7 separate regions of the Homo sapiens genome follow, and regions 1, 2, 4, 5, 6 and 7 are each linked to region 3. The links are chromatin loops, found by intact Hi-C in ENCODE. Cell type or tissue: heart left ventricle. All regions are shown on one strand. Links, peaks and the distances in the headings refer to the core of each region. The heading gives the core; the rest is flanking DNA. Region 1 overlaps LOC124904896 (a long non-coding RNA gene). Region 2 overlaps CTNNBL1 (catenin beta like 1). Region 3 overlaps TTI1 (TELO2 interacting protein 1). Region 4 has its middle 29 kb from the start of LINC00489. Region 5 overlaps CTNNBL1 (catenin beta like 1). Region 6 has its middle 7.0 kb from the start of LINC01746. Region 7 holds the start of VSTM2L (V-set and transmembrane domain containing 2 like).

Region 1 (4,507 bases), core at 212-4,211, 96 kb before region 3:
TTCTGTTGGACAGCATCGGCCTAGCTAATTACTCACAACCATGGAATATTTAGACTGGCATTAACCACGCCATTAAAGTCAGTTCAGGATTTTAAAAACACTCCTACAAGCAGGGCCTTGTAATTGGCAGAGACCCTGCTGTCCCGCGGTGTTTAATAAGCACTTGGTTTGCAGGGTGAAGGGCCCTAGGAACCCCTCCCTGATGCAATTAATTGCCTTTGATGGGGATTGTCATTAGGCTTCTTGCTGGGACAACACAGATACGAGCCACATGTACTTACTGGCCTTGGTAGAGTGCAATTTGTGGGTTTAGGTTCAAATCTGAGGGCCAAAGCCTGGAGGGATACTATGGGCTGAATGTGTCCCCCAGATTCATATGTGGAAGCCCTAACTCCCAATGTGGCTGTACGGTATTTGGGGTAAGGAAGTAAATAAGGTTAAATGAAGTAGGAAGGGTGGAGCTCTGATCTGATAGGATTAGTGTCCTTATAAAAGAGACAATAGATATTAGGCTGGGCACAGTGGCTCAAGCCTGTAATCTCAGCACTTTGGGAGGCCAAGGCAGGCAGATCATTTGAGGTCAGGAGTTCAAGACCAGCCTGGCCAACATGGTGAAACCCCGTCTCTACTAAAAATACAAAAATTAGCTGAGTGTGGTGGCAGGTGCCTGTAATCCCAGCTACACAGGAGGCTGAGGCAGGAGAATCGCCTGAACCTGAGAGGCAGAGGTTGCAGTGAGCTGAGATCACACTACTGCACTCCAGCCTTGTCTGAATAGAGTGAGACTCTGTCTCAAAATACATAAATAAATAATAAATAAATAAATAATGAGAAGAGACACCAGAGAACTCCCTTTCTCCCTTCCTCTTCCCTCTCCCACCCTCTTCCTCTGCACATACAAAGAAGAGGTCTTGTGAGCACACAGCCAGACAGCAGTCACCCCCAAGCCAGGAGAAGAGGCCTCAGAGTGAAACCTATCTTGCTGGCACCTTCATTTTGGACTTTCCAGCCTCCAGAACAGTGAGAAATAGATTTCTGCTAATTTCTGCTTAACCAGTCTGCAGTGTTTTGTTACAGCAGCCTGAGCAGACTAGGACAAAAGGTTCTTTGGGCCTCGGAGAAGTTCCCTCTTTGGGAAGCCACAGAGCTGGATGTTTTTTGAGGAGCTGCTTGGCTGCACAGGTGATGATGGATCCTGTCTGACCTCCTCAGGCAAGTGGCATGTGGAAGAAGGACCCCGGCCTAGAGTCAGGAGACCTGGGTCTTTGGCCTCGTTCTGCCATTCCCTCACTGTGAGATCCTAGGCTTCTCTCCATGTCTTTCTAGACCTCAGTTCCTCTGTCTGCACAAAAGGGACATGAGGATTGATCTTTGATGGCCTTCTCCGTTAAAAATTAGAGATGCTGGCTGGGCATGGTGGTTCTCGTCTGTAATTCCATTCGCCACAGTGGGAGGATCGCTTGAGGCCAGGAGTTGAAGACCAGCCTGGGCAATATGGTTAGACTCCTATCTCTACAAAATATTTTTAAAATTATCTGGGTGTGGTGGTGCATGCCTGTAGTCCCAGCTACTCGGGGGCTGAGGCGGGAGAATTGCTTGAGCCCAGGAGTTTGAGGCTGTAGTGAACTGTGATAGTGCCTGCCACTTTACTCCAGCCCGGGCAGTAGAGTGAGACCCTGTCTTAAATAAATAAATTAAAAAGATGCTTTAAATTTAAGTTTTAGGTTTTAGATTATGTCTTCACTCTGTGTGGTCCACTTAGACCGGAATCCAGAAGAAAAATGTCAGGGACACTCCCTAGGACTTCTGGCAAAGGCAGGAGCCAGAATGAATGAATTTCCTGTGCCCAGGCCCCCCTGCTGTCCCTGGCTCCTAGCCCTTGGCCCAAGCATGGCTCTCAGCCTAGACAAGGCCTTCCTAGGAGGCCTAGGAGCCCTGCGGGAGGCAGAGTGCAGATAAAGGCTCGGAGTCCGTCCATGTGGAAAACCTGGGTCTGCGGCGATCGTGAACCACATGGGCAGAGGGGCCAGACCTGGGGTTCCTATGATGGGAACATGATGTGACTGTGGAGGCCAGTCAAGGCTCCTGCCAGCGGTGAGTGGAACAGATAAAGAAATCAGTCATCAGAGGAGAGAAGTACCCCAGACCGGAGTGGGAGGTCACATATCGGCTCCCTGTGCTGCCCTCCAGAGGGGAACTGGGGCAGAGGGGCCTCCTCATTCCACGAGGCTGGCTGGGCTCAATTCAAGGAACCCTTGTCCTCCCACCTCTGTTGGAATCCTCACTGCAGCCCACTGGATCCCTGCACGAGACACACCTGGGGTGCTTAGTGAGCAGGCAGATTCCCAGATACCCACCCCGAAAAGCCAGTCTGAAAGAGAACACCCAGGGGTGGGGCCTGGCCACAGCCAGCCTCTCCAGAGAGTCTCAAGTCCAGTAATATCTAATAACTCTGTGTTTAGGCCAATGGTGTTCAATCCTAGCTGTGGACTGTGATCACCTGGGGAATTTTTTTTAAACCCTGATACCCAGATCTCACCTAAGACCAATTATGTCAGAATCTCTGGGGTGTGCCCTGGGCACCCATATATTCTTAAAGCTCCCCAGTCGTCCCAGTGTGGGTCCAAGGACTGCCCCAGCTCCAGATCAATTCTAAGAGCCTCAAGATGAACATCTGGGGAAAAGGAGAAGTCATGAGTCTCAGATAAGAGAAATAACTTGCCCAAGGTCACACAAGGTGGTGATGGCAAAGCCCGTCCTGAAACCCAGGCCTCTTTCCTGACCGTGGGCCAATTTCTTCCTGATGCTGCATCTCTTTTTAAAAACCAGAGCCCAGGCAGGCAATGCCCACAGTATTTCACTTTAATAATATTGGAAACCGGTACAGTCAGGGCCACCACAGTGGTGGGGCGGGAGCCTCGATGGCGATTAGGGGAGCTGTAAGTCTTTCGCTTTATCCAAATCTTGGGCAGTAATTTAGAAAATTTAATTAAAGGGGGAGAAATGGGGACACCTCGCGCTCCCTGCCTCCTGTTATAATGAGTGAAATACACCAGGCTGTAAAAGGAAATGCTGTCTGAGACGCAGCTCCGATGTTTTATTGCCAAGTTTTATTCACTGATGTAAACGTAATCGCTGGAAACCGGAGCTCTTATTAACACACATATTTTCACACATCCGGGGCCCCTCCTGCTCCCCCCTCTCCCTCTGGGCTTGTTCACCCACCTCCTAGGGTCAGCCCTGCTGCTTTCTGGGCATGTCTATGCCAAGCCTGGAGTTCCGCACCGGTTTCATACCCTCCCATGGCAGATAAGACTTTAATAGAATTCCATTGCTCCTCAGAGCTCAGTAATGCATTCTGGAAATTAGGCGGCTACATACTAAAGCCATTGTTCCCCCTTATAAATGGGCTCTCTCAAAGCCAGTGACCATGGGGGCTCTGATAAGCTCTCATGAAGCCTCACTCCACATGTTATTGGTGTGCTAAAAGGTGCAACTCCAGGCTTACATTGCTCATTGTTAGGGGCTGATACATTTAAGTAGTTTCTCCATGAATCAGGCAGCCTAGGTATTTCCCCCACTCTTGGCATTGATAGATGAGCAAAAGGAAGCCATTTAGATGGTGCTATATAGGGCTCCAGCCCACGTGGTGAATGATTTCCAATGCCTGGTTTAATTTATTTTTAAATGAAATTTGTTATTGATTCTGGATTAAAAGGACAAATCTTACAGCTGTTACCACTGACAGAGCCACAGTGCTCAAGTGACACCTCTCAAGGAGGGGAGGGAGGGTGGCCTGTCTGAGTCAAGGGGAGGGTATGGAGACTCTCCAGGGAGCTTGGCTCAGCAGTAAGGGGCAGTGCAAGATCCCATGCTTAGAGGGAAGTTTAAAAATATCATCTTTCCCAATTGAAATACTTGACGTGATGCTCACCTCTGAGCCTCATTTATATAATGGAAATAGCAGTGATATTTGCCTCATGGCATCCACACGACCACTAGAGGCATGTTAGTTGCCTCCAGGGATGGGAGGCTTTCCATCTCCTGCAGCATTCCCAGAATGAAATGAGTGACAGGCGTCACCCACTCTAGTGAATTCCTAGAGACTGTTTCCTGGGCTAGTCTTTGCTTACCTTCTGCCTCCACTAGGCTCTCGGCTTCCACGGTGCCCAGAGATTACACTTGCATTGGGAAGCAGACAAGAGGCACAATTACACAGGGGAGGAGGATGGGCTGGGATGTGTCCGTTCACATTCAGCCTCTGCCCTACCTCACTGTGCAACTTTGTGCAGGTTACATCATCTTTCTGAGCTTTGTTTCTCCATCTGTAAAAGAAGGAAGGGTATAATAGCAGCCTCAGGGGTTGTTGTATGAATTATAGGAGATCATGGGTGTGAATGTGATTTGTAAACTGTAAAGTGTAGTTTAGGTGCTGCAGGAAATACAAGTGGGACAGTACAGTATAGTGGGAGGTCTCTGAGTTGGGAGACAAAGGACCTGGATCCAG
Region 2 (4,507 bases), core at 193-4,192, 240 kb before region 3:
ATAGCACCAGACATGATGCTGTGACTTTTAAAAATGGCGGCTATTATTATGACAACTTTTAATTTTAGAGAGGGAGAACTACTAATTCCTGCTAGTCAAGGGTAGCTCTAGGGTTTCTAGGGGTTAGTTTGCTAACCTGGTTATTTTTGCTGTTTTTTATTATAATTGATTCAAATAATTTGTGTGTTTCGGTTTACTCTGTATCAGGCATATATGTTGACTCTGTCAACAGCTTTCTGATTATTTTTTAGATGAAGATGCTAAGCATGAAGGACTTTTGTCCAAAGACCTTTAAGCTCTTTACTCATATTAAGTTTTGGGTAAATATCACCTTTAAGAGTGAAGGAGTAAGACACAGAAAGCATAGTTAATTATTCGTGATGGTCAGCTGGTCAGTTAGAGATGAGTAAAGCAAACCTTCAAGTAATTTTTCTTTCAGCAAAAGACCTGCATGTAATACCCAGAACATCAGTCATCAGCTAGCAAGTCCTGTCATTCTTGTTCTTATATTCTGCATCTTTTATTTTTTCTTTTAAGTGAAACTGCCCTGATTCTGACCTTTGTTGAATCTTCTGGATTCTGTTGTATGTAGTAGCTTTGGAATAGGTCTTTCTCCTTCAGGCCTGGCTCCCACAACTACCCACACATGCTGTCCACATGGTGGCTCCTGTGTGCCACCCCCGTCCCTCATGCTCACCGTGCTTTAGTGCGTCCTGCACACAGCTTTTAGCTTATTCTTTCCAAATACTATTTTCTTCAGCTAGTTACAATTTTCTCTCCCTTTTCCACTTCCTTCCCCTCTCCTCCAATCCTTTCTTCTCTTCAAATGCCTTTGTACATTCCAGTCTCTCTGCTTTTATTCCTTTGGTTTTGCTTTCTAGTCTCCCTGTCCTCATATTTTTAGTTGCCTGTTTTCTGAGCAGTCTTCTTCTAGCAAGTCATAACTAATTCCCCAGCTCCATCTGATTGCTCCTTTTCAGGACGCCTGCAGTTCATATTGTCTGTGTGTATTCTTCATTTGTTACATGTTGGTTATGTCCTGTGGTGTATGGTTTTTAAAATTGTTTTAGATTATCTATCTTTCTCATTTTACAGATGAGGAAACTGAGGCCCAGAATGAAGAATGGATTGGCCTTTATCATGTTCAGTACTTTAGTCATCATGGGCATTCAATAAATGCAGTTTGCTGGAGCAAGGTGTCTGTTTCTCTCTCTCTCTCTCTCTCTCCCCCGTTGTGTGTGTGTGCACCCGTGTGTGTATGTGTGTGTGTGTGTCTGTGTGTGTGTGTGAGAGAGAGAGAGAGGGAGTTTTAAGGTGAGGGAAAGGAAACTTATAAGTTTAGTTCTGCCACCCAGTTTCCAAATATAACTCTTTCTCTCCTTCATGTTTTCTTTTCTTTATACTTCCCTTTCTTTTCTTTTCTCTCTCTCTCCCTTTCTTTTTTTTTTTTTTTTTTCTTTGAGACAGGGTCTCACTCTGTTTCCCAGGCTGGAGTGCAGTGACACGATCATAGCTCACTGCAGCCTCGATCTCCTGAACTCAAGCAAGCCTCCCACCTTAGCCTCCCAAGTTTCTGGGACTACAGGCATGTGCCACCATGCCTGGCTGATTTTTTTTTTTTCTAAATGTTTAGTAGAGTCAAGGTCTCACTATGTTGCCCAGGCTGGTTTCAAACTCCTGAGCTCAAGCAGTCCTCCTGCCTTGGCCTTCCAAAGTGCTGGGTGTTATTACAGGCATGAGCCACTGTGCCTGGCCCTGTACTTCCCTTTCCTTTTCCTATTTTTGCACAATTTTAAATTCTGTATTCTTCCTTTTATATTCACAGCAGTGTGACATTTGAAGGGACAGAGGTTGGTGGGGACTAGCCCAATTCCATATAAATTTTTCCCTTTGTTTTCAACCAATTATATCATGTCCTGATCTCTGAAGACTCCTTGGTGAACATCAGCCACCTCTTCTCAGAAATTATTACTGCCTTCAAAGGTGAACTGTACAAGGTAGTTAAGATTATACTGAGTTTCAAGAATTTAAATTATGAGATGAGGTTGAGGGTGTTGGCCTATTTCTCACTGGAAGTGACTTCCCAGGCGATCTATTTAAAATTTTGAAATCTGTGAAAATTCAGTGAACCTGTGGACTAAGCAGCCAGGAAGGCAGCATAAGGCAAGAGACTGAGTGAGTCAGTTAACATTTAATGAACACCTGCTGTGGGTAGAACCTTGTTGAAGAGATGTTAATAAAACTGGAGTCTATTAAAGGTAGATGGTGATAAAGCAATTGATGAGGAAACGGAAGGGAATCAAGGATTAAGAAAAATACTGGTACCGTTTCAGTATGTGTGTTATACCCTTAACATTTTTCACATGTGTCCATAGCTGTGGTCGATTTGCTTCAGGAATTAACAGATATAGACACCCTCCATGAGAGTGAAGAGGGAGCAGAAGTGCTCATCGATGCTCTGGTAAGTTGCACATCCTCTGGGGTTTTGCAGGTTTGTATAAGTTGTTGGCATTGCCACCACCATCGTCTCGGAGAGTGGCCACCAGGTGGAACTCCACGGCAAGGCTGGAGTGTGGTGAGGCTGGAGTGAATAAGGAGAGTAAAAAAGTAGAGATGTGGCTGGGGCAGTGCTTTATGCTTTGGGACTGTGTCAGGTAGAGGCCTCGCCCTTATTAAGTCTCTGCTGTGGGCAGGGCCATTTCTCATTCTTCTCACCACATCCTCTCACATGGGCATTATTGCTATTATTTCCATTTACAGCCATGAAGCTGTGACTTAGGCCAAACAAATGGCCCATGGTCACACAGCCAGGATTTGAACCTGTGGTCTCCTAGACTCTATGTTTTCTGCCCCTTTCTTCCCTCCTCTCTTTTGTTGCTACTGACCTTTTTACAAAGAGCTTTCACAAATGTTTTTCTCATCTGGACTTTCTAATCCCAAGTGCCAGTGAGAACAGGTATTATTATTATTACTTATTTTACAGATAGGTCATCAGAGAGGAATTGGAGAATGTCGAAAATAAGAACAAACTTTATAGCTCATTGAGGCCAGAATGGCATTCCCTGCCTGTAGACGACAAGGCAGTTGATTTCTGCCATCTTTTGAGGAGCCTAGGCAAGGCCTCAGAATGTTCCTTAGCTATTGATCCACACAGCAGCTAACCCAGAGGAGTTGGTCTGTGAGGCGCAGCTGTGACCAGGTGCCAGCTAGGCAAACTGCCTTACATGTGAGGAAACCCAGCTGCAGAAGTGAAGCCTCCCGCTGGGTCGCTCAGCCCGTCCTGTGACAGCTGATAAAAGAGACTGCATGTTCTGATCCCCAACACAATTCTGTTTCCACTGCCCCAGATTCCCCAGTTCACTGGTGATCAGAAAGGGCCACAAAGCTGCAAAGGCACCCCAGCTGGCCAGCGGCAGAAGTGCATCTAGTCCAGCCCCTACCCTGATACCACCTGTGGAGCTCTGTCCACCTGCAGAGCTGTATCCCTCCTCAAGGCTCTGTGGATTGTTCTTCTTCTGTTGTTTCTCTTGTCTTTTCTCTCTGGTAAGAATGTTAGTATTGGTTTTGACTCAGTTAGCAGTTGATCAAAGATTACTCCAGCCACTAGTATTAGAAGCACCTGGGCTGCTTGTTTGGCTACTTTCTAGTCCTACCCAAGACCCACTGAATCAGAATGGCTGGGCCTGGGGTCCCAGATGATCCCGAAACCCCACTGCTACACTGCCCACCCCCTCCTCACCCTTTCTCATAATGTTCTCGACACTAGAAATTTCCCATGTGCCGTGCTTGCTGTTGGCATTTGGTGTGAATGAAGGGGTTGTGAACCCACTGGTTATGAAGAACTGGCTCTTACAGAGAGTGAGGCTAGTGTCCAGCAGGGCCATTTATGACCGAATATAATGAAAATTTCTATGGCCATTTTTCTTTCAGGCTCCTTTAGAGAGCAAACTGCTACTTTTGTAGAATTCAGGGCATTTATTTTTCGTTTGAACCACTGTGCAGAAAGAAGAGGATGATGTTGGGATGTCGTTTTGTTTTGAGGGGCGTCTGAGGAAAGACTGTGGCACTTGCTCCTACTCTGTGTCCCTGCAGTGTCGTTTGTGCAGTCTTACCTTCCAGAGGTTAATTACATGGCCCTGAATGAGCCTTCCTGCTTGGTCCCTGGGCTGATTTTAATTACCATCCTTTGCCTGTCTGAATAGGGAAGACGAGAGAGGAACAGCTAGCCTGGCTGTTGCATGTAAAACATACCCAGAAACAGCAATTCACTCAAAAGCCCCCTTTGTTTTTTCTGTGTTGTCAAGCCCACTGACAAAAGCTGCATCTTGGCAGATTTTATTGTTTGTTTGGAAAGAAACAGTTCACCCTCAGTCTGGGGAGCCACTAGGTAACTGCTATACAGGATGTTCTGTTTGTTTAGTTTAGTTTTTATTTTTATTATTATTATATTAGTTTAAGATTTTGACTCTTACAGGTTTATCCTGGTGGGGCTGGTAGGAATCACAAG
Region 3 (4,000 bases), core at 1-4,000:
ACCAGCAATGCCTGTCAAAAGATGGATAATAGGAAAGCTAACTACTTGGGTTTGGATTTGTCAACTATTAATCAAGTGTCAAAAGGAAAAAATATTAGGTGTGTCCTCATTTCCATGCTGGGTGCAATCCAAGGGGGAACAGCTTTGCAGTCCAAGCTCAGCCAAACTGCCCACACCATTTAAGGGGATGAGCTACTAATTTCAAGCTCAGCTGAACTAATGGATCACCTCTGTGGCTCCTCATCCGTTCAAATATAATAGGCTCATGTGTGGGTAAAGAGAGGAGTTGGGGCTCTGACAGGGATGAAATGAATGAGCCTGTGCCGGTCTGTGTTCGTCCAGGGTTTGAAGGCACCAGCTGGTTCTTTGATGGGATGGGATCCTACTGCTAGAAAGAGAGCAGGGAAGTCAGTCTGTAAATGAACCTTCAAACCCGGTCCTGACTTCTGCAAACAGTGGTGGCACAATTAACATGAAAAAGATCCTTTTGAGGTGAAATCCCCAGTTCAGATTTTAGTAAGGATGAAGCAGGCTTACAACTAGAAATTCTGTGGCCAGTGTCTATGTGTATGAGTAACATACACATCATGTATAACATATTTGGGAAATTTACATACATGTACCCCACATAGGTGTGTACACAGATGTAAATATACCTTCAGAACATAAGCAGAGGGTAGAGGCCCCTATCTTGTTCCCTCTAATTCCAGTCCCTAGAACAGTACCTGGAGACTCCTTGGACATACTAACGTGATTCATCCACAAGCACCCTATGAGAATGGAGTTTTCATCACCCCCAGTTTACAGAGGAAGAAAATGAAATGAAGCTAAATCATTTGCTCAAGGTCACATGGCCAGTAAGATCTGAACCTCGGTTTGTCCAAAGCAAGACTGCTACTTTTTCTCTCACACACAATGGCGAGGCAGAGGGAGCTGGAATGGCAACCTCCCCAGCGCCCCATCAGGGGCTACAGCAATAACAGCATCCAGGACTTGCGTGGCCAGAAGGTACACCAGCTGGTCACCACCTGCTGGCACCCTGCATCCCTATCTGGGCTCTGGGGTTAGCAGGTGGGAGTAGGACTGGGGGTGGAGGCCAAGCATCCTAAAAGCTTTATTTTTCTATTATGAGACTTGTTGGGCACTGACTTCATCTTCTTCTTTTTTTTTTGAAACAGGGTCTCACTCTGTTGCCCAGGCTGGAGTGCAGTGGTGTGATCACGGCTCACTATGGCCTTAACCTTCCAAGGCTCAGGTGATCCTCCTGCCTCAGCTTCCCAAGTAGCTGGGACAACAGGTGCACACCACCACGCCTGGCTAATTTTTATATGTTCAGTAGAGACAGGGTTTCGCTATGTTGCCCAGGCTGGCCTGGAGCTCCTGAGCCCAGGTGATTCTCCCACCTCAGCTTCCCAAAGTGCTGGGATTACAAGCGTGAGCCACAGCACACGGCCTGACTTCATCTTTTCAAAAATTTGAAAAGTATTGTCTAGTTTTGTTTCCTTTTAGCCCAGGGTAAAAGGCTCATTGGATGATATAAAACCTCACTGCAAAAGCCAGGGAGTCTCAGAGTCTGCTAAGAGATTGGCCCAAGGAGTATGGTTTTAATGGAGTTCAACTAGGCTAAGTACATGTATGGACTTGAAGGACAAACAGAAATTTGGGGTGTATGCTCTCTTTTCAAATTCCTTTCACGTACAGGAGGCAAAAGCTACCTGGACAGAAAGGCACAGAACTGTGAAGGCCCAGGGCATGCCGGGAGACATCCTGGAGACTGAGAATTTCAATCAGCAAAGTTTGCCACTGCAGTTGGCTGAGATGGGGGTGTGGCTGATCTGACCTGTTGTCTGTAATCCAACGCCTACCCTCAGGGACACTGTCTTATTTTTAGCTCCTGGTATGCTAAGCCCTCCTCCCACACCACAAATATGATTTGCACATTTGTTATCCATTGAAGTTACTTAACTAGAGGGACTTTGGGGGAGCTGGCTTTTTTTTTTTTTTTTTGCATTGCCAGTTAACAGTGACACCTGGTGGTAACACACAGCAAGGTCACATCCTGCCCCCACCATCCCCTGCCCCTCCCCCATGCCTCCCCCAGTTGGAAGATTTATGCCCCCTCCATACAAGGCACATTTGCTAGATAAAAGCATTAAACTGGAATGGCATCTCCGTTCTTAGCATTTACAACCTCGGTTACATCAACCACCCCCTGATCAATGTCCATTTCTAGAGTTTACTGCCTGGATGTAAAAGCCTGCCACAAAGGCTATATTTAATATGGCAAATTAAAAAAGCAAACACTGGTTTGGTCATTCTTTGGAGCCAGGAAAAGCAAATGGGAGCAAGGAAAAACCCAAGCATGATGCACATAAAGATGAACTCTCATGGGGCTGCTAAGTCTGCCTCCACCCCAACTCGATGAAGGCGCCCCTTGGAGGTCCTAAGCCCACCTGCCAGAGGGGCCCACAGACATGGCTGTTCTACAGGGCTGGTGCACATCCCTCTCCTTCCAGAAGACAGGAGGCCTGGGAGCAGCCTCCTGCCCTGAGAGCTTCCCTCACCAGCCCTCTGGCAGACAGGAGAGCCACTTCCAAAGCAAGCTGGTCATCTGCCTAGGGTCGGAAACTCACTACCTCTGGCTTTTCTGAATACTAAGCCAAGGTTCCCACTTGGGCCCTTGCAACGAACACAGCTTTCTCTTCTCCCATGAGGGTAAGTGTGTGTAAGTGTGTCACTCTGACTGCAGTATGGAGAATACCTAGAGGGGCAGGACTGGAAGTGGGACCAGTGGTGAGGTCTGTTGTTCTGGTGGGAGATGATGGTGGCCTGGCCTGGCCTAGTGGTTTGGAGGTGTCGTTTTGAGAGCAATTTTCCAAGTGAGGTAGGCGGGCTTTACTTTTGGTCATGGATGTAGGGTGTGAAGGAAAGAGAAGAATTAAGAACAAACAACAGGATGGATGGCAGGGCCATGTGCTGAGATGGGACTCCATCTCATGCAGGGGACTTGGTTCCTCAGTACTAGTAGGTATGACAGACTGCACTCTGTCACCTAGGCTGGAGTACAGTGGTGCGGTCTTGGCTCACTGCAACATCCGCCTCCCAGGTTCAAGTGATGCTCCTGCCTCAGCTTCCCAATTAGCTGGAATTACAGGTTCCTGCCACCATGCCCAGCTAACTTTTTGTATTTTTAGTAGAGACAGGGTTTCATCATGTTGGCCAGGCTGGTCTTGAACTCCTGACCTCGTGATCTGCCTGCCTCAGACTCCCAAAGCGCTGGGATAACAGGCGTAAGCCACCCACCGCACCCAGCTGCCAGGTATGACTTTTCCATACTAAGTGGCCCACCCACCCACCCCTCTCTCCATGCGGTAATGAGGCTCACAGAGAGACCAGGTTTCCTATTGTCTCAGGCTTCTTCTCCCACTTAGAGAGCTTATTAATTTCAGCATCAAGATGCCAAATCAGCTCTTGATCAAGGATCAAGACTGATTTTTTTTCCCAACTTCAAGATAAGTTTGCAAGTGACATGTGTGAAGCAATCCACCTAGCTCTTCCTCCCCCTCCCTGCCCATCAGGAGGGAGGCCATCTGACTCAACACTTGAACGGAATGTGCTGGAGCAAACAAAGGGAGCTGCGGTCAAGTGGTGGGGCTGCGTGTTCCTCCACCTGAGGCTCCCTGAACACCAGCTCAAGATTCAGCAAGGTCCAATTCCGGGTTTAATTGCTTTCAGCAGCAAAAAAGAGAACTAGAAATGAAAAGATAATGAATTGAGAATATTAGCTTATTTGATGGTTCTAAACTTGAAGGATGGGATGGAGTGGGTGTAGGAAAAATAGAATGGATGGGGAATGTGAAAATCAGACCTTTAACTCTTGGTTGTAATAGGCATCTAAAAGGATTTACTTCAAGATAAACTCATTATGTTCTTGAGTTGCACTTTAAGTCACAGCACAATCAGCTCCAGGGGCACCGCCCAGGGAGGACTATTTTCACCC
Region 4 (4,507 bases), core at 192-4,191, 340 kb before region 3:
CCCTCACTCTCAGCCTCTGTCTCCTCTTTTCTGCCCTGGCCCTGGGGTTTCGGAGGCTCGGCCCACCTTGTCCTACCCCAGCTAAACATCTTTGTGTCACCCTTGCTGTTTATTCTTCCACAGTCTGGGAGACCAGGAGGGGACCCTTTGATCTGGGTGGGAAGCAGGGACCATTTGAGAGGGTTTGCCATTGACCTACTTTATAGATGAAGAAAGAAGGCTCAGAGAGGTAGAGGACCTGCGTGAGGTTAAACAGTTTGCACGGGATAGAGCCTGAACCCACCCAGATCTGTCTGATTCCAGATCCCAGGCCCTTACCCAGAAAGATAGTAGGAGGCCAAGTCATGAGGCTGAGGGTTGGGTCGGGGGAAGGCAGAGGGTGTGAGAAGTCTCTTTCAAACTCCCTTCATTCCAGAATCAGCTCTGTCAATGGCTTAGAAAACCCCAGTCCCTGAAGGGACAGGGCTGCCAGGGCCTCTTGCCGAGTGACTGCAGACCACATTTTTCTTAATCTTAATTGAAAACTGTTCAAGTAGAAAAATCATTTCACTGCTTCATCTCAGAAAGGAAAAGAAGAAGGGAGAAGGGAGGGCTCGGGTTGGGTTGGGGGATGGAGGATTTAGCCAGAGAGGAAAGGCTGTGGCTATCGAGGGCTTGGTCCCTACCTGCCCTGGGCCTGCCACTAGGCCTTGCCCAATTGGGCCTCCCTGAGCCCCAGGGCTTGGGGGGTTGGGTCTGCCGGGCTACTGATGCAGTCAGTCATAAGTACGAGGGTCCCACCATGTACCACGCAGATCCTTGGCCGGGATCCCAGAACAATGAAACACCGTCAGATGCAGCTCCTAGGGCCTGGGAACTAGGGGCTTCTAGTTCCTCCCCTCCTCCTCTTCCTCTTTCATTCATTCCTTCCCTCCTTCAACCAATATTTATTGAGCATCTGCAATGTGTCTGCTACTGTTTCAGAATATACAAATAGCTCCTGCCCTCCTGGAATGCACTGTCTAGCAGGGAAGGCAAATCATCAGATAAATAGAGAATAACACACTGAATTTAGCTCTGAAGAAACGGGGAGAGTGGGGTGAGCAATTATTCTATAGGCATGGGTGGGAATTGTGATTTAGGCTGAGCAGTCAGGGAGGGTCTCCTGGAGGAGATGGTATTACAACAAAGGCACAAAGGGTGGGTAGGAGTTATCCAGGCAAAGGCAGAGGTGGGGTCAGTGGTGGGAGTGGGATAGCACCCCCAGGACAGAGGGAGGTGCTGGAAAGGCTAGACTCTTAAGCAAGACTGATTGGGTTCAAATTCCAGCTCTGTCACTAGCCAGCTGAGTGATCCTGGAACAAGTTAACTAACCTCTCTGTGCCTTAATTTTCTCATTTGTAAACAGAGGATTATTGTGAGGATTAAGTGGGTTTACATAGATAATATGCTACAATGGTGCCTGGACAGCACTATTGTAAGCAAACAAAAAGCCCCAGCCTGTGCAAAGGCACTAGAGCAGGCAACTGCAAAGTAAGTCATCGAAGTCAACAAAGGAACAGGCTTTATCCCAGGGCAAACACAGATTGGGTACATGCCGTGGAAATCCATGCTGTGCTCCAGAAAAAATGGAGGCTAAAATCCTGTATCTGCCGGGTAGTCAGAGCAAACCTATGTTGGTACCTTCTACCCCTCTTTTCATGGCATCCCTGTAACCTTGGGAAGAATCCTTGGTTATCCTCACTTTACAGATGAGTGCACTGAGGCTCAGAGAGGCCAAGTGACTAGTCCAAGGTCAAGCAGGTGGGGCTGAGCCCAGGTTTGGCTACCTCCAGAGCCCAAGTCTCTTACCACTGTGCTCTACTGCCTCAATTTTGAGATGTAACAAAAATGGCATCTTATCTAGGTTTGACTATTTGTTGAGCACACGCTGTGTGTTGCATCTTGGGCTACACGTGCCACACAGGAAGCAATTTATAAGATGCAGGCTAGGTAGGGCAGTCATACAATATTTTTCCTAAACTGAGTCACTTTGGACGGTGAAAGTGGCACTCTTCCAGGATGGCATGTGTCAAATGGAACCTAGGGTCACCCCAAGCTTGGGGCAGGTGATCAAGAGCATGGAATCAGGTAGACCTGGCTGGCTTAGTGCCCTTGGGCAAGTCACTTAACTTCTCTGAACCTGTTTCTCCATATGGGGGTAACAATCCCTAGCTCCTAGAGTTGTGAAGATCAAATGAGACAATGGGATGACAAATACTAAGCCCAGTGCCTGGCATGGAGTAGGCCTTCAGTGAATGGTAGACATTATTATGTAATACACAGTCAGTGGATTTCCCTCTGTCTGTCTCTTTACCCATCTCCCTGTTTCTCAGGTTTTCTCCTCCAATCCCCTTACCCCTTCCAGGACCCAGGTCTAATCTGATTTGCTGTGTGTCCTTGGGCAAAAATCTCTTCCATTCTCTGGGCCTGCTCTCTCCATCCAGCTAGAATGCTTCAACAAGGCTGCTGGGGTCCCATCTCTCCCCCTTCCTCTCTTGGCTGGCCTTGCTACCCTGCCATCTATCCCCAGGCTCATTTTACAGGTCAGTTCCCTTTAATGAGCAGGGCTCAGAGCCTTTTCCCTCACAAAATGGAAACTGCGGGTTCATCAAAATCTCATTAACCTCCATTCTCCTGGTGGGCCTGCAGGGGTCAGACCTGTCTCAGGGTGGCGGTGCCACCTCCCAGTTGGCAGGCTCCAGGGCTGTCTGGGGCTAGCGGTGGGTGGGGCTACTGGTTTGCTGGTTCCAGACAATATTCATGCCACAACATCCAGTCCTGCCAACCTTGGCCACCTGGAAGGAAGAGGAGAGAGGGGGCCTTCAGCACTTTAATTTGAAAACTTGCCATGGGACCGAGGGATGTTGGGAGCAGAAGAGAACGGCTGGCTTCTAGTGAATTAATGCTTTGCTTGTAACTGGTAATTTTCTCCACTTTCATGTCACCTGGCTCTTTCTTCTTCTTCTTCTTTCATTTGATCTTACTTGGAAGGGTAATGTGGCCCACCACTGTCTCCTCCATCATGGTCCTAATTTTTCATCTAGGACTTGTCTGAGCCTAGCCCTGCTCATGTGCATGGTCTCTGGAGGAGCTTGGTAGTGAGGGTTTCTGGGATCCTCTCACTAACCAGGGGGCTGTGGGAAAGTTGCTTAGGCTCTCTTAGCCTCACTTACCTCCTCTATTCTGAGAATAAAATGAGATAATGTATTTAGTGCCTGGCAACCACTTTGAAAAACATGGTGGCAGTTTCTTCTAACCTTAAATGTGCACTTATTTAGTCGAGAGAAATAAAAACACATGTCTATCAAAGATCTGTGTACAAATGTTTGCAACAGATTTATTTTATTTATTTTTTTTGAGAGAGAGTTTCATTCTCTCGCCCAGGCTGTGGTGCGGTGGCATGATCTTGGCTCACTGCAACCTCTGCCTCCTGGGTTCAAGCAATTCTCCCGCCTCGGCCTCCCAAAGTGCTGGGATTACAGGTGTGAGCCATCACGCCCGGCCATAACAGCTTTATTCATAATTGCCCTGAACTAGAAACAACCCAAAGGTCCATCAACTGGCGAATAGATCAATAAATTGCAGTTCGACCATATGTTGGAATACTAGGTGCAGGGAAAAGAAACCTACGACTGATGTCCACAATGACATGAATTAATTTCAAAAGCATTCTGTAAAGTGAGGGAAGCAGACTCCAATGGCTAAATACCAGGTGATTCTGTTTAATGACAACCTGGAAAAAGCCAAACTGCAGGCACAGAAATGAAATCAGTGGTTGCCAGGGGCTAGGGAACGGGGAGGGGATCCACTGCAAAGGGGCACAGGCAACTTTCTGGGGCTAGAGAAATGTTCAATATCTTTTTGTTGTTGTTGTGTCTAGAGATGGGGTCTTGCCATGTTGCCGAGGCTGGTCTCGAACTCCTGGGCTCAAGTGCAGGCAGGAGGGCAGTGGCACGATCTCAGCTCACTGCAACATCCACTTCCTGGGCTCAAGCTATTCTCCTGCCTCAGCCTCCCGAGTAGCTGGGATTACAGGCGTGAGCCTCTGCACCCAGCCAAATATTCAATATCTTGATTGTGGCGGTGAGTATACTGGTAACTATGTCTTTCAAAACTCACCCAAGTGCACACTTTAAAAGGATGAATCTTATTGTATGGAAATTACATCCCAGTAAACCTTACTTTAAAAAATAATGCTAGCCAGTAAAACTGTCAGTTAATTTTAATTTTTTTTTAGACAGGGGTTATTAGTCCATTTTCATACTGCTATAAAGAACTGCCCAAGCCTGGGTAATTTATAAAGGAAAGAGGTTTAATTGGCTCACAGTTCAGCATGGCAGGAGAGGCCTCAGGAATCTTACAATCATTGCAGAAGATGAAGAGGAAGCAAGCCACCTTCCTCACAGGGCAGCAGAAGGAGAAGTGCCAAGCGAAGGGGGAAAAGCCCCTTATAAAACCATCAGATCACAGGAGAATTCACTCAGTA
Region 5 (4,507 bases), core at 267-4,266, 150 kb before region 3:
CTTAGTACTCACACTTGCTGGCTTCTGAAATCCTGAAGGAGGCATGCTGAGGAAGGGTGATCACAGCGTAGAGGAGCTGGAAGGAAACTGAATGGTCCTGGAATCCAGTTACCCCATTTACAGATGGAAAACTGGAGACCTAGAGAACGGAAGCTCAGATGCATTGCAGCCAAGCCAAACCGCAGGTTCTGAAGGGCTGACCCTTGTTTTCTCATGTTGATTGTTGCTAAGAGAAGTGACACCTGCTGGATGTTTTTTCTGGAGGGGCTGTGCTTACTATGGTGTTATCCCACCCTCTGTGTTTTTCACCTCCTTCCGTTTTGTTCTCCACCATCTCTGGCCACTGTAGCTTTCCATCTGTATTCCTTAATCAGGGTAAGTTTTCCTATCACTGTTTAATGTCCAATTTGTATTCGCTCCCCTACAAGACACTTCTCAAGTCTTCAGTCACATTATAAAATGACGCCTGGCTTACTTTTTTCCAAGTCTACAGGAGACCTCATTTTCCTTGTGATCTTGTTTTGCTGCATCACTCCATCCTTTTCAGTCTTTTCTTAAAGATACACTTGAGGCTTTTGAACTTCACTGGTGGAAGGACTGATTTTAGTATAGCCCTCCCCACCTTCCCGTGTTGGGATCATCCAGCTAAGGCTACCGTGTTGCACTGGGAATTACACCAGCATTTTCCCTCGGGGCATGCCTCAGGCCAGAGTGAGAGACTAGGGCTGTGGGGATGTGGGGAGACAGTGACCTTGTTATCTGTCCTGTTTCTCTTTGCCACTTCTTATCCACCTCTTCCCTTTCATAAAATGTGGCAAGATTACCTTTTCTACTAGACTGCTGCACCTCTATCTAGAAGACCAGTCAGTCACTGACCAACCTATCACTGCGCTTTTAATTCATTCCATCGTCCAAAAATGTCAGAGTTACCAAAGGTTGTTTAACTTAACCTGAGGGAATGAGGGAAAACATGAAGCTTGAGGGGTTGGATCACCTTGGCTAGTATCATTCATGAACACCAGCAGATAGGTAGCTGTGCTTTTCATTCTTGTGATTTCCCTATGATCCCTAAACTGAGTAAGTCCTCAGAAGTTTGCGGATTGATTGAATTGATTAACTGGGGCTTTCTTCTTTTATACAGTGATACTACTGCAAGATAAAAGGCAGAGACTCTAAATTCTGAGGCTGCACTTTAGATATTAGCATGTTCCACCACAATTCTTTCATTCCAATTCACCCCAACCCCTTTGTTCTTTAATTAAACTTTCCGTTTCCATCTTTTCTACCCTATACAGTAACTTGGACGTGAAGGACACTCAGTGGTTGTTAAATTGTGGGAATAATGTACTCCTTCTCTTTATCTGAATGATAATTAGAAACAACTTGAAATTCCCTGGACTTTTGTAAGGAAAAAGCCATGAGACAGTTAGAACTCCAGCCCTGACAGAATCCCCGATGTTATCTGCTAGGGAGGTTTTGAGGGGTGGCAAAGAGAAGACCTGGGAGTCAGGGGACCTAGGATTTAAGAGCAAGCACCACCTTTAAATCACTGCTTGTCACTATGCCTCATGTAGCCTCAGTTTCTGGCCTATAAAGTGATACTAGCCAAGGTGATCCAACCCCTCAAGCTTCATGTTTTCCCTCATTCCCTCAGGTTAAGTTAAACAACGTTTGGTAACTCTGCCATTTTTGGACAATGGAATGAATTAAAAGCGCAGTGATAGGTTGGTCAGTGACTGACTGGTCTTCTAGATAGAGGTGCAACGGTCTAGTAGAAAAGGTAATCTTGCCACTTCTAGCTCTGAGATTTTGGATAATCGAGGTGACCTTCCTAAGCTTTGTTTTCTCATCTGTAAAATTAGAATAAAAACACCTCCCTTTTGGGCCAGACACAATGGCTCACACCTGAACTTTGGGAGGCCAGACATCCCTACCTTTTTAGGGTAGGCCAAAAATTTTGGGAGGCCAAGGCGGGCAGATCACTTGAGGTCAGAAATTTGAGACCAGCCTGGCCGACAAAGCAAAACCCCCATTTCTACTAAAAATACAAAAATTAGCTGGGCATGATGGCGCACGCGTGTAATCCCAGTTACTCGGGAGGCTGAGGCACGAGAGTCACTTGAGCCTGAGAGGTAAGGGTTGCAACAAGCCGAGATTGTGCCACTGCACTCCAGCCTGGGTGACAGAGCGAGACCCTGTCTCAAAAAATAAAAACAAAACACCTCGCGTTAAAGGTTATTATGAAGACTAAGCATAAAGTATAGAAAGTACTTTGCTCAGTAAGTAGAAGCTCCCGCCGCTGCTGCTGCTAGAATTTCCTAGCTTCCTTTGGAATTCTTGTGTAATTTTTTAGTAAGCCTTTTAGTAAGCCTTTTTAGTAAGCAGTCCTTTTCCTGAGAGCGTCCTCCTTGCCAGAAGGAGTCGCCTAGCAGAAGAGAGGGTTGGCACCATCAGATGCTTTATTTGAGGTGCAGCTTAGACTTTTTTTGAGGGAGACCTAGTAAGTGGCTGGGTGTCAGGGAGCAGTTTGCACATAGCTGTTAGGAAACTTGGCCTGCTTCCCAAAAGATTATCTATTATCAGCATTGAAGAGGGTGTGAAATTGATTAGCACTGACGGAGAGTAATCGCTGCAGCCACTCTCCCAGCATTCACAGAGCTGCTGTGTGCCACGGGCACCAAGGCCGTGCTGTTCCCTGACAAACATCTGTCTCCTTGATGCCAAGGCCGTTTTGCTGGGCACTGGCAAACATTCCAAGGCCATTAGTGCTCAGCAGCCTCAGTGTTACGCAGAGAGCCAGGGCAGGTAGGGGTGAGGGATGCGTTTGTGAGCAGTGTTTGCTGCTAGCACTCAGGCGCCATCCTAGCAGATGAAGCCGCCTCACAGGTGTAAAGTGACTTAGAACAATACGACCTCCTTTTCACCTCTGCCTCATGCCGTCTTCTCTCTGAGGTTGCAGACAGTTTGTCTCCTTGCCCCCATTAAATTTGAATGTCCTACACCAATTGGGAGCTTAGCAAATATTTGTCGACTTGAATTGAATGCTTATTTTTCAGGCATTTTGAAGACTTTGACTATCAGATCAGTAGTGAATAATCTCTCACATACCTCACCAAGTCTGCAACCAAAAAACCTAAGATAACAGGCTCAAGTATTGGTATTTTTATTGTCTCAGCCATCACCTTCCCTGTGAACTTCAGACTTCTCTGGGCACAGTGCACGTGCCCATGGTTTGCAGTTGCCCAGGTCACTGGAGAGAATCTAGTCATTTGGCAAATGTTGATGAGGTGCCCGCTCTGGGAATGTGCAAGGCCAGGCACCAGCTGGGGGTGAGAAGCAAAAGTGCCAAGAAAAGAATGGGCCTAGGGGTGGTGCCGCAGACAAGGGCTGGAGGATCCGGGGAGTGGGGAGAGGTCATCTAAGGCTAGAGTCACCCTAAACTCTAGGGGGGCTAGTTTTGTGGCTGAGCATTCGTGCTGAACCTAAAAAGGTAGGGATATCTAGGGCATTTCCAGCCTGGAGTGAAACAGCAAAGGAGCAGCAGTGGGAAGCCAAGTGAAGGGGGAGAGAAGAGGGTACCTTCCACGAGTGGAGGGTGTGAGAGGAAGAGCGTGGGCTTTATAGCCAGGCTTTATCCTGGTTCTCCGACTGTGGGCAAACAGTTGAACTGCCCTATCCTTATTTTCTTTCTGGATGGTGTTTGTTTTGTGTTTAAGGTGTATGTCCCAGTTTGTGTACTTTGAGAAGTTATGTATGTAGGGATATGGTGTCGGTGAATGTATTATGCATGAAAGCTGCTTGCACAGGGCCTGGCACACAGAAGGTGGTCAGAGAAGCTTTAGCTTTCTTTTCTCTACAAGGACTGTTTGTGTCCCCCTGCCCCGCCCCCGCACATGTGTACATACCCACTGTCCTGATTCCCTGCTGCTGCAAGGTTTTGCATGACTTGACTCTTCCCTGCTTCTCCAACCTCTTCTCCTGCCACTAGGCCCCTCCTGCCACACAGCCTTTGTTTCCTTCTTTACATTTGCCACTCCCTTCTGCCCTGAGCCTCCTCTCTGCTATCAGGTCTCAGTAAAATGTCGCCTCCTCAGAGAGGCTTTCAGTGATTACCATTTGTAAGAGAGCCCTATCTCCCTAGCTGCTTCAGAACCTGTAATTATTTCATTTATTTGTTTACTCTCTGTCTCTGGGACTGTAATCTCTCTTGTTCATCGTTTTCTCAGGACAGCGTGCCTCACATTCAGTAAATGAAAGACCACTGCTCATTAGGTGAAATTAATATCTGTCTGTGAGTATTAAGGAAGATACGGCGAGTCACCCTGCGCTTTCCACATTATTCCTTAACACTAATTTTTAACCCTGATTTTTGTTTTCTCTGTGATTAGACCTGCCACCAAAAATATTTAAGTACAGTTCTGTGGATTCTGTGGCATAACTATAGCAATATTTCATAAGGAAAAATACTACTTCGAAGAATCAACAGGACTGATAGATAATTCTATAC
Region 6 (4,507 bases), core at 324-4,323, 430 kb before region 3:
CTATAGCTTAGCTTTACTTTTCTAGAATTTCACACCCATGGAATAATCTGGCATGTCCTCTTTTGTGTCTGATTTCTTTTGCTCAGCATGATGTTTTTGAGATTCACCTATGTTGTTGCGTGTACCAAGGGTTCATTCTGTTTTATTGCCGAGCTGTATCCCATCGTACAAATGCACCGGGTTGCTTATCCACTCTCCTGTTGATGATGGACAGCTGGGCTGTTTCCAGTTTTCAACTATTAGAAATAAAGCAGCACGCCAGGCACGGTGGCTCATGCCTGTAATCCTAGCACTTTGGGAGGCCTAGGTGGGCGGATCATGAAGTCAGGAGTTCAAGACCAGCCTGGCCAGCATGGTGAAACCCCATCTCTACTAAAAATACAAAAAATTAGCTGGGCAAGGTGGCATGCACCTGTAATCCCAGCTACTTGGGAGGCTGAAGCAGGAGAATTGCTTGAATCCGGGAGGCGGAGGTTTCAGTGAGCGGAGATCACGCCACTGCACTCCAGTCTGGGTGACAGAGCGAGACTCTGTCTAAAAAAAAGAAAGAAAGAAAGAAAGCAGCTATGAACACTCGCATGCAAGTCTTTGTGCAAACATAGGTGTTACAGGAAAGGGGTCCCGATCCAGACCCCAAGAGAGGGTTCTTGGATCGTACACAAGGAAGGATTCAGGGCAAGTCCACAGAGTAAAGTGAAAGCAAGTTTATTAGGAAAGTAAGGGAATAAAAGGATGACCACTCCATAGACAGAACAGCCCTGAGGGCTGCGGGTTGCCCAGTTTTATGGTTATTTCTTGATATGCTAAACAAGGGGTGGATTATTTATGCCTCCCTTTTTTAGACCACATAGGGTAACTTCCTGACGTTGCCAAGGCATTTGTAAACTGTCATGGCGCTGGTGGGAGTGTAGCAGTGAGGATGACCAGAGGTCACTCTTGTCACCATCTTGCTTTTGGCAAGAGCTTCTTTACTGCAACCTCTATTATCAGCAAGGTCTTTATGACCTGAATCTTGTGCTGACCTTCTATCTGATCCTATGACTTAGAATGCCTTAACCGTCTGGGAATGCAGACCAGTAGGTCTCAGCCTGATTTTACCTGGCCCCATTCAAGATAGAGTTGCTCTGGTTTACACACCTCTCATATAGGGACATATCTGTATGTTTTCATGTCTCTTGGGTATACCTAACAGTGGAATTGCTGGATTACCAACTGGCATTATATTACCTATATAATATGAGGTATTATACAGGTAAGCTCCAGGAGGACAGAGACTGCTCATTACAGAATGTGCACAGTGCCCAGCACACACATGGCATGTAGCCAGTGCTGCAAGTCCACCTGAATGAGTAAAAAGCCAGCCAGCCTGATTTCCAAACTTAAGGGCTACACCCAGGAATTTGTTGTTCTGCCTCCTCCCCATCCACAGGCTACTGCTGGGGTTCCTGGCAGGTGTGGGGGCTGGGAGGGGAAGGGAGTTGGGGGAGGGGGCCTGGACACTTTTGTGAACCCTGTTGAGGTTGACAAAGGAGAGGGGTCACCATGGTCATGCCAGGGGTCTCTATCCCACACCTGGAATTTCTCTTAGGGCTTCCTGTGATGCTGAGATGGGGCAGCTGTGTCCCTGGCCCCACTCTTCTCCCTTGATGAAACTGCCTTTGCAGAAATTATAACAGTAAGAAAATTAGGACAGTGAAAGAGACCCATCTAACCAACCCCTATCTTGCCTTTCACCTCTAAACTGCCCTTAGGCATTCCTGGGCTTGGGCCAAGCTAACTTTGGGAGACATTTAGTTTATAGTTTAAACGATAATAGCCCATCTCCCAAACTAAACCGCCTTTGTAAAGATAATGAAAGAGCACTAGGTTAGGAAGATGAGAAGTGCCTACATTCTGCTAAGGTGGAGCTGTAACCGATTATCAGTCATTATTCCAGAGGCCACAAGATTCGCAACTTCTCCGGTTACTCCTGCAAATAACATCACTCTTGGAGAGTCCAAGATTGACTTTTTGAGACAAGTTTTCAGGTTTTTTGGCATTTCTTACTACCAATGGCTGGGGCATGGGGGTGCGGGTGGCACCCCAGTCCTGTGGCCCCACCCAGAAGCGGACTCAGCACCCCAGGACAATTTTCCACACCCCTGGGATTGCATCCCCAGCCAGTCAGCAGCACCCATTTCCTGGCCCGCCAAACTATCCTTGAAAAACTCCAGCCTCAGAATCTTCAGGGAGGCCGATTTGAGTACAAATAAAACTCCCGTGTCCAGCCAGCTCTGAGAAATCTGGCTGTCTCCGGGCAGCGGGCAAGGTGAACCCACGGGGTGGTTACATGGGGACCCAGGCTGTCTCTTGTATGGGGGACTTATGCAGGCCCAGCCCCTCCCCTTCTCCTTCCCACCCTCTGAGCGGCCTCCAGGACGCACTCGCGTGAGGAAACCCGGCCCGCGTGTCCGAGTTCTGTCCACGCCTTCTGCCAACAGCTGTCCTTTGCTCTTCGGGGCTCCTGGGACCGCGGGAAGGGGCCGGGGTTGCCTGGGGAAGGGGTGGGTGCACCTGTGTGCATGGTTTAGGGGTCTGGAGTCTTTGAGGTCGGTGGGTGTTTGTGTCTCTGTGTGTCTGTGAATCTGTCTCGTCTGTGGTTCCAGGCCTGGTGGCGCTGCAGACCCCAAGAGGCCGCCCTCCGCCTTCAGACAGCTCCCGCCGCCTCCCGGCGCCTGGGAGGAGACGGTGGGAAAATCGCGGCGGCGACGAGAGCCCGGCCTGCTCTTTCCGTTCCGCTCCCGCAGGGGGCGCCAGCGCTCCGTGGAGAGCGGCTGCGGCCCCAGAGACCACGCTCGGGCCGCCTGACGCCCAGAGCCCCCAGGAAGGGGAAACTGAGACCCAGGGAGGAGAAGGGAGGCTACTCAGACCTCCTAAATTCTAGTCCCAAATTCCACAGCACCAAGCTTGTCCCTAGACTTAGGAAATGCAGTGGGAGCGCTGTTCTCTACCTGGGCTGCACAGGCTGGCTCAGAGGTGGGGGATTGGACTCAATGACCTCTCAGTCCCCTCAGAGACCCTCGCCAGCTGTGGGGAGGTCCGCCAGCTCAGGGATGAGGTCTGGAGGGTAGGGCTGGGGGGACTTGGCCCTCTGGAAGTTGCTCACTGTGAGGGCTAGGTTGAGGACCCATTTATTCATCTGTAAAATGGGTGTGTAGGGAACAGGCATGTTCAGTTTTCTCCCTTGCTTTCGGCTTCATCCTAGCGCAGGTCAGAAGCTTAAGGGGAGCCTGGGCCAGCGTCCTGGGCATCCCATCCTTGCATTCTCCAGACATGACCACCTCCAGACCCTGCTCATTCCTAGACCTGCCTACTGGACCATGGGATGGTGATCGCGCCTACAGCATCCTTACCTAAGCAGCCCGACTCAAAACGATGAATTGGACCAATCAGTTATTGCCCTCCTGTTCTTCTAGAACTGTATACAGACACCCATTGTCCGTGGCCTTGTGCTGGGTGCCGGGGAGAGAGCAGTAAACAGAAAAGTGAGGCTCTGCCCCTAGAGACCCCACCGTCCAGAGAGAGGAGGCAGCGTGCCAAGCAAGTAAACAACAAACCAACAAACAATTACAAAGTCCTGTGAAGGAAACCAAGAAAGGGCAGACAGAAAGGACGACTGAGGAGGGGGAGGCTGCTCTTAGCTGCAGCTGTCAGGGGAGTTCCCTCCAATGAGGCAGCATTTAAACCAGGAGCTGAAAGATGAGTTGGAGTCAGCCATGCAGAGGCGAGGTCAGTGGAAAGGGTGAGCTAGGGCAAGGAAAACAATCAGACTCATCCTTTTATAAGATCCTCACGCTGCTGGGTGGAGAGTGGGCCTGGGCAGGGCGTGAAGGGCAGTCAGAAGGCCAGAGAGGACGCCGTTGCCATGAATCAGGGGACAGCTGCTGGTGGCTCAGACCAAGGTGGTGGCTGTGGAGGTGGTGGATTCTGGATGTATTTTAAAATAGGATTGGCGGGGCGTGGTGGCTCATGCCTGTAATCCCAGCACTTTGGGAGGTGGAGGTGGGTGGATCAACTGAGGTCAGGAATTCGAGACCAGCCTGGCCAACATGGTGAAACCCTGCCTCTACTAAAAATACAAAAATCAGCCAGGCATCGTGGCATGGATCTGTATTCTCAGCTACTCGAGAGGCTGAGGCAGGAGAATCGCTTAAACCCATGAGGCAGAGGTTGCAGTGAGCCAGGATCATGCCACTGTACTCCAGCCTGGGCAACAGAGTGAAACTGTGTCTCAAAAAAATAAAAATAAATAAATAAAAAAAATAGGGTTTATTTAATTTATTTATCAAATCAAATCAAATTGCCTTGAAGCCTTGGGTAGTTGGAAGTGCCTTTTTCCAAGGTGGGGACAGGTGTGTGAAACGCGGGATGGGCTGTAAGGGATCCCAGGACGGAATCCAGCCCTCCCTACGTATTCCCTGTCTTTGCAGGTAGGTTGTGGTTCTGAACTCAAGGATTAAGGCTTCCA
Region 7 (4,507 bases), core at 224-4,223, 91 kb before region 3:
TTGAAGATGTAATGAGGCCAAGGCATGCCCAAGAGAGCACAGGATATGTGCAGGAGGTGAGTCTGGGACCCTGAATGCAAACTAGAGAAGTCAGGATTTCTCACATAAACAGGCCATCAGAGGGTTTTTTTAGCAGAACCATTATATCATGAGCATTTTCTTCTTTTTTCCTTTTTTTTTTGAGATGAAGTCTCACTCTGTCACCCAGGCTGGAGTACAATGGTGTGATCTTGGCTCACTGAAAACTCCGCCTCCCAGGTTCAAGCGATTCTCCTGCCTCAGCCTCCTGAGTAGCTGGGATTACAGGTGCCCACCACCACTCCTGGCTAATTTTTGTATTTTTAGTAGAGATGGGATTTCACCATGTTGGTCAGGCTGGTCTCGAACTCCTGACCTCGTGATATGCCCACCTCGGCCTCTCAAAGTGCTGGCATTACAGGCGTGAGCCACCACACCTGGCCGATCACGAGCATTTTCAAAGGCATACAATCCCTGGATGTCTGTCCTTGAAGGAACCTTGACCTTGTTCCAGGCTTCAAAGAGAAAAGATTTCTGAAGGTCAGCCGGTGGGCTAGGGGCACAGCAGCAATGTGCTGCCATCCCGCCAGACCCCCTTCCTCTGCAGGCCTGAGCAATCTCTTGTTTACTCCTCTTTAATCTCCTCTCCCTCCCTGTCCCCTTGCCTGTGTCTGCTCCCTCCAATCTGTGGTTTAAGAGGAGAAAGCCCGGGTTTGAGTCCCAGTTCTGTCACCACAGTCTCCTGGTGAGGCCTCAGGCTGGGGTTGAAGGAGTCCTGGGTTTTAGTCTGGCTAACATGGTGGCTGCTATGTGATCTGGAGGATTCTCAGTTTCCATATCTTTATGATGGAAGCAGTAGTTCATTTCGCTGGGAGCGGGGTTCAGGGTAGTTAATGAATGAGAAAACACGTGCATAGAGTCCAAGACGCCTGGCCAGCCCAGGATAACCTAAACACCACCTCTGTGTGGGAAGAAAGTGAGAAGTGAGAGAATCAGGCAAACACGGCCCCTTCCTCCAAGGCATGTGGTCCAGAAGGTTCGGGGGGTGGGGGAAGCGGTCGACGCTTGGGACCTGTCCTCGGTACTGAAGGGAGCGCGGGGGCTGTGGACGGTGCTAGAACACAGTGCTTGTAAGTGCGGGACATCGTGGAGGAGGTGTCCTTAGTTTGGAAGGAGCTGGATTGTTGCTGGCTACCACGGGCCCCATCCGGTGTGCTACCCCCCCCCCATAATACTGGAAGGGGGGCGCTAAGACAGAGGGAAGACGGCGAGGGGCTATGTTCCTTGGTCTCTAACCTTGTTCTCAAACTTGGGCGCTGTACACACGGCTGGACGCGGGATCCACCTGTGTTCTGGAGTGGGGAGTGGGCTGTCGGAGGGGTTGACCCTGTTCGACGGGGACGGGGAAGAAAGTCTGAGGGTCTGTCCACGGTGTGAACCCTAGCATCAAAGGGCCAGTTGAGACGCTGTCCACGGTGCCCAAAGGATGGGCCCGGGTGGGGCGGGGGGCGGGGGGCGGGGGGGGGGCTGGCGCTGTCCTCCTCCGTGGTGCTGAAACCGGGAGGACCAGGCTGTGTGAGCAGGGAGGCCTGGGGAAGGGCAAGGGATGAGAGCAGGAGGGACCCCGCCCAGGAGTCAGGGGCCTCGCCCGACTCGCCGTGGGACCTCAGAGAAGCTAATTACCTGATTTCAGGCGCTTCCTTATCTTTTAAATGGGACCACAGTTCCGCCCTCCTGTCTGTCCCATCAGCCCCAGTAACACGGCTTGGGAAGGAACTGGAGGACTTTGTTGGATTCTTGCTCTTGGGAATGGGAATGGTGCCCTATCCCCCTCCCCTGCCACACTCACACACACATACACCCACGCATACGCGCGCGCACACGCACACGCACACACACACTCATGCACACACACACCATCAAGGCTCATTGGTCTAGGGAAGGAGCCTACAGTCCAGAAGGGGGCGATCCCATCCACCACATAAGGTCCAGTATCTTCAAGAGCCAGGAGCCGCAACAACTAACTGGCCTGTCTCTCTCCCATTACAAAGACTCGAAAACTGAGTCCCAGAAAGGGGAACACCGACAATAATAACTACTGAGCTCCTACCACGTAGGCAGCATTATGCTAAGCGCTTTGCATGCACGATTTCGCAAATCCTCACCAGGACCCCCGCAGACAGCTATTACCCCTATTTCTCAGATGAAGACTTCGAGGTTCAGAGAGGGGTAGACACCCGGACGCGATCACACAGCGAGCCGAGGTCGGCGGCAGAGCTATCACCAGGTCCCCTGGGTCTCAGCCCAGGCTCCCACCCTACCTCGCCCTCACCCCCAGCCCCACTGGCCCCTGACCCCGGCCCCGCCCTGCCGGTAAAGTTAGGAGCCTCTGAGTGCGCTGGCCTGGCGGCGGGTGCCCTGGCTTTTCTCCCTCTCCCCGCTGGACGGCATTTCTGTGGCTGAAGCCCGTTGGGTCGTGCTTTGCGGGAACCGCGTCCCTGGGGTGGCTCTCTCCGCCCCATCCCGGCCCCGCCTCCGCACTCGGGCGGGGGAAAGTTGCGGGTACCGCTTTAAAAATCCCAGCCTGGGCAAAACTTTGATGATAAATCAAGCGGCAGATCCCTCCGCCGCCTGCTCCGAGCGGGAGGAGGGAGGGGAGGAGGGAGGGGAGGAGGGAGGCGGGAGGAGGGAGGAGGGTGCGGCGGCGGCGCGGCGTGGCCTTCCGCGGAAGGGAAGAGTCCCGCAGTCGGAGGCGGCCGGCTGGGCGTGCGCTCGCTCCCCGAAGCCGGGGCTGGGCCGGAGCCGGGCGAGGGCTGGGAGCTGGGCCGGGTCCGGGGACAGCGGGCGAGGGGCAGCTGCCGGAGCCGGGCAGCCAGGCCGCTCAGGGCAGGGGACAGCTGGCGCCGGTTCTGCGGTCTCCGGGGCCCAGATGTGAGGCGGCGGCGCCCCCGGCCCGAGAGCGCACGATGGGGGCCCCGCTCGCCGTAGCGCTGGGCGCCCTCCACTACCTGGCACTTTTCCTGCAACTCGGCGGCGCCACGCGGCCCGCCGGCCACGCGCCCTGGGACAACCACGTCTCCGGCCACGGTGAGTTCGGTCGCCGCCCCCGCGGACTTCCCCACCAAACCCCAACCCGGGCCGCGCCACTCCAACTTGGCCGCCCCGGGGCTCGAACCGGCGCCAGTCGTGGCGGGCATCCCGGGGCGCCCCCTGCCGGCGCGGTGGACCCGCCCTGGCACCCTGGCCCTGCAGAGAAGGGGGCACCCGGGGCGCACCCCCGAACCTCCTCCCCACACACTCGCGCGGATACGCACACCTGCATGGCCACACCGATATGCACAGCCGCGGACACACTCAGAGCCACAGTCGCTGCTTTCTCACACTCACAACTCCTACCCTGCACATCTCCACACACCTCAGGTCCCCCTCCTCACTGCAAGCCTTTACACTTATGCCCACTACACACGCACATCAGGCACTGCGCCGGTGGGCTCACTCTGCCAGCTGGCGCACACGCTTCGCCACAACTCTTGCCTGCCCACCTGCAGACACACTGGTGCGCGCGCGCGCACACACACACAGGCACACACATACACACACATGAACACAATTTGCTCACCCACTCCTCTCTGCCCATCTGCCTTTACTCTTCTGGGTTTAACCGCACAGAGGCCCTTGTCCTCTTCCTCTCCACACCCAGCCCTATACCACTGGAAAGGTCCTTGGGGGCAGAAGACCTTGTTTCTTGAGAACTGGTCGCCTGGGGCTGCAGCCTCCCAGTTGGGCGGGTGGCACCTGGTGGAAGCCCCTCAGAGCCACCGGAGTAGTTGGGGTTGCTGCTTGCAGCCAGAGGCATGGGAGTGGGAGTGGAAGTGGAATGCCGGGTGCTTTTGTCTGCCTCTGGGGATGGGCAGGAAGCCGTGCCATCCTTCCATAGGGTACCCCCATCCTCATCCTCGGCCCTAGAGGACTGAAATGTGGGAAATCTCAACTCCAGCCGCTGTGGAAGCCGGGGAGCAGACAAGCATTCCCAGCACTGGCTGGCTGAGTGTCAGAAGCTCCTGCTAGCCCCGAAGGAGCCCAAGTTGGCAGCAGAGTTGGACTGTATGAGCCCGGCAGCTGTGGGGGCTCCCCCTGACCCCTGTGAGCCTGGCTCTGGGATGGAGGCTCGAGCATAGATGAAACCAAAGGAGACCTTTCTTCCATGCAGCCCTTCACTAGACAGGCTGACAGCCTTGTTGGGGAGGCTGCAGCCCCAGTGCTGGGCACTGTGGGCCCAGGGCTGTGGGGAGGTTTGCACAAAGGCCAGATAATTGGATGATTTATTCTGATGGGAGTGAGTGGGGGTAAGGCAGGGTAGATAATCAGGGAAGGTTTTGCTGGGGTATGACACATGAGTGGGATTGCTCCAGTGGAGAGGGGGGCTTCGAAGCCATCCTCAGGGTCTCTGCTTTTTGGGAACCATGACTCCCCGCCCCCTTCTGCCTCA

Evidence for each region. Peaks named below come from ENCODE experiments on the same cell type or tissue, not always from the same donor. Only the 100,000 strongest peaks of a DNase experiment are listed, where the experiment ranks them.
Region 1: a loop joins it to region 3, with 3 times the contacts of the local background. A loop is called at or near these places in 48 of 110 quality-filtered maps.
Region 2: a loop joins it to region 3, with 9 times the contacts of the local background. A loop is called at or near these places in 29 of 110 quality-filtered maps.
Region 4: a loop joins it to region 3, with 7 times the contacts of the local background. A loop is called at or near these places in 26 of 110 quality-filtered maps.
Region 5: it touches region 3 in a loop (2.5-fold over the local background); 3 of 110 quality-filtered maps call a loop at or near these places.
Region 6: a loop joins it to region 3, with 8 times the contacts of the local background. A loop is called at or near these places in 80 of 110 quality-filtered maps.
Region 7: it touches region 3 in a loop (3-fold over the local background); 52 of 110 quality-filtered maps call a loop at or near these places.

The regions. Positions count from the first base shown.
Region 1 is chr20:37,895,193-37,899,699 of GRCh38, forward strand. LOC124904896 (a long non-coding RNA gene) reads right to left here. Exons shown (of 3, transcript XR_007067576.1): 3 at 3,089-4,325. Among named protein-coding and RNA genes, the nearest start is that of VSTM2L, 5.7 kb to the right of the region's middle. RefSeq lists a silencer at 2,167-2,216. In heart left ventricle, for the core only: a CTCF peak has its summit at 2,201 (motif pointing left); no DNase peak of the experiment used is centred there.
Region 2 is chr20:37,755,196-37,759,702 of GRCh38, forward strand. CTNNBL1 (catenin beta like 1) reads left to right here. Exons shown (of 16, transcript NM_030877.5): 5 at 2,364-2,461. LOC124904895 (a long non-coding RNA gene) reads left to right here. Exons shown (of 2, transcript XR_007067575.1): 2 at 1-1,191. Among named protein-coding and RNA genes, the nearest start is that of CTNNBL1, 63 kb to the left of the region's middle. In heart left ventricle, for the core only: CTCF peaks have their summits at 659 and 2,544 (motif pointing right); no DNase peak of the experiment used is centred there.
Region 3 is chr20:37,991,123-37,995,122 of GRCh38, forward strand. The region is part of intron 7 of TTI1 (TELO2 interacting protein 1); the gene reads right to left. Among named protein-coding and RNA genes, the nearest start is that of TTI1, 40 kb to the right of the region's middle. In heart left ventricle, for the core only: CTCF peaks have their summits at 2,010 (motif pointing left) and 2,218; DNase peaks (open chromatin) are centred at 1,799 and 3,628; H3K27ac peaks cover 2,679 bases.
Region 4 is chr20:37,649,381-37,653,887 of GRCh38, forward strand. No RefSeq gene overlaps it. Among named protein-coding and RNA genes, the nearest start is that of LINC00489, 29 kb to the left of the region's middle. RefSeq lists a silencer at 2,595-2,747. In heart left ventricle, for the core only: a CTCF peak has its summit at 2,662 (motif pointing right); a DNase peak (open chromatin) is centred at 2,709; H3K27ac peaks cover 69 bases.
Region 5 is chr20:37,842,746-37,847,252 of GRCh38, forward strand. The region is part of intron 13 of CTNNBL1 (catenin beta like 1); the gene reads left to right. Among named protein-coding and RNA genes, the nearest start is that of VSTM2L, 58 kb to the right of the region's middle. In heart left ventricle, for the core only: no CTCF peak of the experiment used is centred there; a DNase peak (open chromatin) is centred at 2,696.
Region 6 is chr20:37,561,839-37,566,345 of GRCh38, forward strand. No RefSeq gene overlaps it. Among named protein-coding and RNA genes, the nearest start is that of LINC01746, 7.0 kb to the right of the region's middle. In heart left ventricle, for the core only: a CTCF peak has its summit at 2,794 (motif pointing right); DNase peaks (open chromatin) are centred at 2,513 and 2,743; H3K27me3 peaks cover 4,000 bases.
Region 7 is chr20:37,900,367-37,904,873 of GRCh38, forward strand. It overlaps VSTM2L (V-set and transmembrane domain containing 2 like), which reads left to right and starts at 2,761. Exons shown (of 4, transcript NM_080607.3): 1 at 2,761-3,105. The coding sequence starts at 2,985. All of the region lies in intron 2 of LOC124904896 (a long non-coding RNA gene), which reads right to left. RefSeq lists an enhancer at 2,061-3,024. In heart left ventricle, for the core only: CTCF peaks have their summits at 1,971 (motif pointing right) and 3,227 (motif pointing left); no DNase peak of the experiment used is centred there; H3K4me3 peaks cover 1,204 bases; H3K27me3 peaks cover 2,707 bases.